Linked DNA regions of Homo sapiens: region 1 is linked to region 2. Evidence: chromatin loops called from intact Hi-C (ENCODE). Cell type or tissue: ovary. All regions are shown on one strand. Links, peaks and the distances in the headings refer to the core of each region. The heading gives the core; the rest is flanking DNA. Region 1 overlaps ARMC6 (armadillo repeat containing 6). Region 2 has its middle 1.5 kb from the start of TMEM161A.

Region 1 (2,808 bases), core at 17-2,516, 86 kb before region 2:
GTCTCCCTTCCACACCTCCAGCAAGGCTGAAAATGAGTCCCGACCTTCTGCAAAGTCAGGCTGCTTTTCCAGGAGGTAGCTCACATCTTTCCTGTTTTATTTATAGGAGCTCCAATCAGTTAGGTTTCTGCCAGAGACAGGATATGTATATATGAAGAGACTTTTTGGTAAGGAATGGGATCATGCAATTATGGCAAGTCTGTACTCCATAGGGCAGGCTGGAAACCCCCAGGCAGTCCCCTTTTCGGGGAAACACCTCAGTTTCCTTCTAAGGACTTCAGCTGATGGAATGAGTCCCATTCACATTGTTCAAGGTCATCTCCTCTACTTAAAGGCAACTGGGCTGGGCATGGTGGCTCATGCCTGTAATGTCAGCACTTTGGGAGGCTGAGGTAGAAGGATTGTTTGGGCCCAGGAGTTCAAGACCAGCCTGGGCAACATGATGAAACCCTGTTTCTACTAAAAATACAAAAATTGCTGGGCGTGGTGGTGGGCACCTGTAATCCCAGTTACTTGAGAGGCTGAGGCACAAGGATCTCTTGAGCCTAGGAAGGAGAAATTGTGGTGAGCCAAGATCACGCCACTGCACTCCAGCCTTGGTGACAAAGCGAGACTCTGTCTCAAAAAAATTAATAATAATAATAATAATAATAGATAGCTGATTGTGGATGGTAACCATGTGGACAGAATACCTCCACGGCAACACCTAGATTGGCATTGGGTGGAACTGCAGAGGGCTACAGGTGGTCACAGGAACTGACCGTCGCAGCCCTGTGTAGGTGCAGGATCTTCGCCCTCTTGGCGTGAGTGCCGGCACCTGCTTCCTGGTGCAGCGCCTCTGGGCTCCATCTGCGGCTCCTGTGTTCAGTTTTGGCCACGTCAGCCCAGTCCGTATGTGTCCCTCTATGGTTCTGGAGTTTCCTGTTGCACTTAGAGAAGCCATTCCTACCCCATGATCATAAAAATAGTCTTCAGATGTCTTTTTTTTTTTTTGCACTATTATAGTTTTCTTTTTTTAGGTGAGACCATGAGTTGGTATGGAATTTATTTGGGGCATGATGGAAGGAAGCGGGTTGGGGGGCACATTCTTAAGTCTTCCCAGCAGCCAGCAGGGGGCACTGCAGGCCCAGGTAGCCCCTGGTGTTCCCTGGGGCCTTCCTGGTGCCCGTGGCCACTCCAATAGGCAGAAGGGCTGGACTCTTCCAGTGGAGCAGGATCTCCACCAAAACAGAGGGCCCTGCGGCTGGTTCTTCCCGCCCCCACCACCGTCTCCCTTTCTCCCTGCAGCGTTCCTGGATAACCCTGGCATCCTGAGCGAGCTCTGTGGAACCCTGTCCCGCCTGGCCATTCGCAACGAGTTCTGCCAGGAGGTCGTCGACCTCGGGGGCCTGAGCATTCTGGTGTCCCTGCTAGCCGACTGCAATGACCACCAGATGAGGGACCAGAGCGGCGTTCAGGTATGAAGTCCCCCTGGCCCATTGCGTGCTGTCCTTCTGGGTCCCAGTCAACCGGACGAGCTATAGTCAGAACAAGCCAGCCCTGCCTGCCAGTGTCGGAACCAAAGTGCAGTTTTTCTTTTCACGGACCCAAGGGCAGGAACCAAAGGTCGGGGGGGAAACAAACCCACCTGCTCTCCCTTATTGTCCTTTTGCACCAGGAAAAGGATGGTAGGAAGCATAGGGTTGGGGTGTGTCGGCCAAGGCTGGGATACTTGGGTTAGTTCCCGCACCTCTGCCTCAGTTTCCCTAGCTACAGAATAGAGCAGTGTCCCTACTCATTACTCCGTTTAGCAGCCGATTATTGAGCCCTTCTCCATGTGCCCATCCACAGCAGGGAGCCAATCAACAGGTGCCTCCCTATCCAGCTGCAGCTGCAGGAAAGCCCCCAGGGGTGCCACGGTCCTGCGCCCCCAAGCCCAGCTGTTGACGTCAGCCAGCCTCTTTCTGTGCAAGTGGCCAGGAGCTGAATGGGAACCAACTTCAGCAAATGAAGGGATACATTTTGCCCTGTACTCCTGGGCAGTTGGGGGCAGGGTCCTCAGGTTCTCCATCGGGGGATCAGCAGTCCCAGTAGCACCTCATCCACTGTCCTCAGTGCAGGGCAGTTAGCGCCTACCCTGGGTCTGTGGCCGTGGACAGGGGGACCCTGTGCTCTGAAGGCCGGCCTGAGTCACATGCCCCCGCTGCCCCTGTCGGGGTAGGGGATCAAGTCACCTGGATGGTACCGTTTGGACACAGGCAGCCTGAGCCACAGGCATCTGCCACCCCTTCTCGTTAGTCACACCCTGCAGTCACACCATACCTGTTGGTCAAACAGCAAAACAGCCCCACATTCTCCCTCAGAGCCCTCTCCCACAACCAGCGGCCTGGCTGGAGGTGAGCGGGCCTTTCCCTTGTGCAGGAGCTCGTGAAGCAAGTGCTGAGCACCCTGCGAGCCATCGCAGGCAACGACGACGTGAAAGATGCTATTGTCCGTGCTGGTGGGACGGAGTCCATCGTGGCTGCTATGACCCAGCATCTGACCAGCCCCCAGGTACCCACCTCGGGGGGCACACACAGTAGCAGGGTGGTGGCTGGAGTCCCAGTTCAGTTTCTGTATCTGCATGAAGCTCTATTCCCCTGCAGGGCCAGGGCAGGGCTGGTGAGGGTCGTGGGCATTGGCTCTCAAATGCTGACCTGCGTATGCATGACTTTGGGTGTCCTGGAGTTACCACCAGCACCCTGCAAAGATCTGACCAGGCCTATTGCCCTTGTCACCCCTAAGAGCTGAGCTGATATTTTTGTCACCCTGCCATTATTACACAGGAGT
Region 2 (2,783 bases), core at 1-2,500:
ACCAGGGACGAGGAGGCCGCTCGCGTTGCATGCCGGAAATTGTAGTTCAGATACGCTGGTTCGGATCGATCAAAGTGAAGATTGTGTCTGGGAGGCCTGCGTGGCCGACCTCTCTTAAGGCTTAGTTTTCTCTTTCCTACACTTATCTCAAAGGTTTGCAGCGAAAGCATTTATTCCCACCTAAGGGACATTTCTGAGAGTAGAATTCCCTCCCCCCATCAAGAACATTCAATGGCTCCCACTTAGTAGACGAAGTACTTAGTACTCCTAAGTACTAAGTAGGCTAAGTACTCAGACTGAATTCAGACCCTTCTGCCTGACTTAAATCTGCTGCTAGCACTATTGTGCACCCTATAGTACAACTTGCACCCACCATGCTGTCTCATACCTCCAGGCCTTTGTAAATATCCTACATCTTGCAATGCCTTCAAGAATGCCTCAATCTTAAAATAAAAACAAAACAAAAGCAAAAAAGAATGCCTCAATCTTTTTCACCTGGCAAGTGCCTTATTCATCTCTATCAGCTAGGACTCTGGCTGTGCTCCACAAAATATCAACTAACATGGGTTCAAGCAAAAAAGGAAAATTTTTGGCTCATGTGACAGAAAATACTAGCCATAGTGTCAGCTTCAGGCGTGGCTGGATCAAGGACCAAATGTCAGCTTCAGGGATCTGATGTTCTTTATTTCACCGCTAGGAGGAAAGGGCTTCTGGTGTTTGTGCCCCGGTTTTGCCATTTGTCTTTCTGTGGATGAGTGTGTCTGCCTGAGTGTAGACATATATTGGGTATGACTGAGTGTCTGAGCATCTTTATGGGGGTGGGTTCCTGTGTGTGGGGCCTGAGTAATTACCTTTTCGTTTTTACATTTTATTATGTATTTGTGTATTAATTTTTTTTTTTCTTGAGACGGAGTTTCGCTCTTGTTGCCCAGGCTGGAGTGAAATGGTGTGATCTTGGCTCACCGCAACTTCCGCCTCTTGGGTTCAAGTGAGTCTCCTGCCTCAGCCTCCCGAGTAGCTGGGATTACAGGCATGCACCACCACGACTGGCTAATTTTGCATTTTTAGTAGAGATGAGGTTTCTCCATGTTGATCAGGTTGGTCTTGAACTCCCGACTTGAGGTGATCCGCCCACGTCGGCCTCCCAGAGTGCTGAGATTACAGGCGTGAGCCACCGGGCCTGGTTTATATTTTATTTTTTTAACTTTCGGCTGGCAAGTGCTGAATCCTAAGCGCACTATCGCACGCCACCTCGTGGTGGAGGGCAAAAGCGCAGTCTCCCTGGGATGGAGAAGTCAAACCAGTCTCACTTGTGGCCCTGGGGGCTCCCAGCCTTAGAAAGCGGCCCATAGTTTTATGGACCTCACACTGGGTGCTTAGCCTGTGGGCACTAACATCAGGGACTGGCCTGACTTCTTGTCCACCGTGAGGGTGAGATCCAAAGGCTGGGAAGGCTCTTTCTCTCTGGCCATGCCTCAGTTTCCCCCAGGGTACCCGCTACCTTGACCCTTTTCCTCTTGCTCAGTCCCTGGCCCTGGTCTGGATGTGCGGGGTTGGGGTGCCAGTGAGTAGGTAGGTCTTCAGCCCATGTGGAAGGAAGGCCAGGATCATTGTCGGGGAGGTCCTCAGAACAGAAGGGTGGGTAACTGGCTGAAGAGTTTGCATCATCTGTGCATGTAGCAGTGGCGCTGCTGGAGGTGGCAGGAGCTGCATGCTCAGCTGGACCTCCACAGCCATTGATCACTGCCATGAGGACCGTGGCTCACCCCTCCTGAGTGGGGAAGGGACAGAAGGGACCAGGTGGGAAGTGTTGAAGACTTGAGTCCAGCCAGGCATGGTGGCTTGGCGTATGCCTGTAGTCCCAGCTACTTGGGAGGCTTAGGCTGGAGGATCGCTTGAACCCAGAATTTTGAGACCAGCCTGGGCAGCACAGCAAAACACCCATCTCTAAAAAAAAATTAAATTAAAAAAAAAGTTAAATTAGCCCAACGTGGTGGCTCAAGCCTGTAAGTCCCAGCTACTCAGGAGCCTGAGGTGGGAAGATTGCTTGAGCCCAGGAATTTGAGGCTGCAGTGAGTCGTGATCATGCCACAGCACTCCAGCCCTGGCAACATGACGAGGAAAAAAAAAGAGGCTGGGTGCAGTGGCTCATGCCTGTCATCCGAGAACTTTGGGAGGCCAAGGTGGGAAGATCACTTAAACCCAGGAGTTCCAGACCAACCTGGGCAACATGGGGAAACCCAGACTATACAAAAAATACAAAAATTAGCTGGGCAGGCTGGGCACAGTGGCTCACGCCTGTAATCCCAGCACTTTGGGAGGCTAAGGGGGGCGGATCACAAGGTCAAGAGATCAAGACCATCCTGACCAATATGGTGAAACCCTATTGGGTTTCTACTAAAAATACAAAAATTAGCTAGGCGTTGTGGCTCACGCCTGTAGTCCCAGTAGTAGTCCCAGCTACTGGGGAGTCTGAGGCAGGAGAATCACTTGAACCCAGGAGGCAGAGGTTGCAGTAAGCTGAGATCTTGCCACTGCACTCCAGCCTAGCTGGGCAAGGTGGTGTGCACCTGTAGTCTCAGTTACTTGGGAGGCTGAGGCAGGATTGCTTGCACCCATGAGATCAAGGCTGCAGAGAGCTATGATTGCACCACCGCAGTACAGCCTGGGCAATAGGGCAAGACACTGCCTCAAAAATAAAAAAATAGGCCAGGCGCAGTGGCTCATGCCTGTAATCCCAACATTTTGGGAGGCTGAGGTGGGAGGATCACTTGAGGTCAGGA

What was found. A loop is a pair of places that touch in the nucleus more often than their neighbours do. Peaks named below come from ENCODE experiments on the same cell type or tissue, not always from the same donor. Only the 100,000 strongest peaks of a DNase experiment are listed, where the experiment ranks them.
Region 1: it touches region 2 in a loop (6-fold over the local background); 98 of 110 quality-filtered maps call a loop at or near these places.

The regions. Positions count from the first base shown.
Region 1 is chr19:19,052,865-19,055,672 of GRCh38, forward strand. It overlaps ARMC6 (armadillo repeat containing 6), which reads left to right. Exons shown (of 9, transcript NM_001199196.2): 6 at 1,288-1,457; 7 at 2,401-2,532. Among named protein-coding and RNA genes, the nearest start is that of SLC25A42, 9.7 kb to the right of the region's middle. RefSeq lists an enhancer at 1,156-1,215. In ovary, for the core only: a CTCF peak has its summit at 1,144 (motif pointing right); a DNase peak (open chromatin) is centred at 1,136.
Region 2 is chr19:19,138,567-19,141,349 of GRCh38, forward strand. No RefSeq gene overlaps it. Among named protein-coding and RNA genes, the nearest start is that of TMEM161A, 1.5 kb to the left of the region's middle. RefSeq lists enhancers at 1-155, 130-319. In ovary, for the core only: a CTCF peak has its summit at 1,244 (motif pointing left); a DNase peak (open chromatin) is centred at 1,254; H3K4me3 peaks cover 369 bases.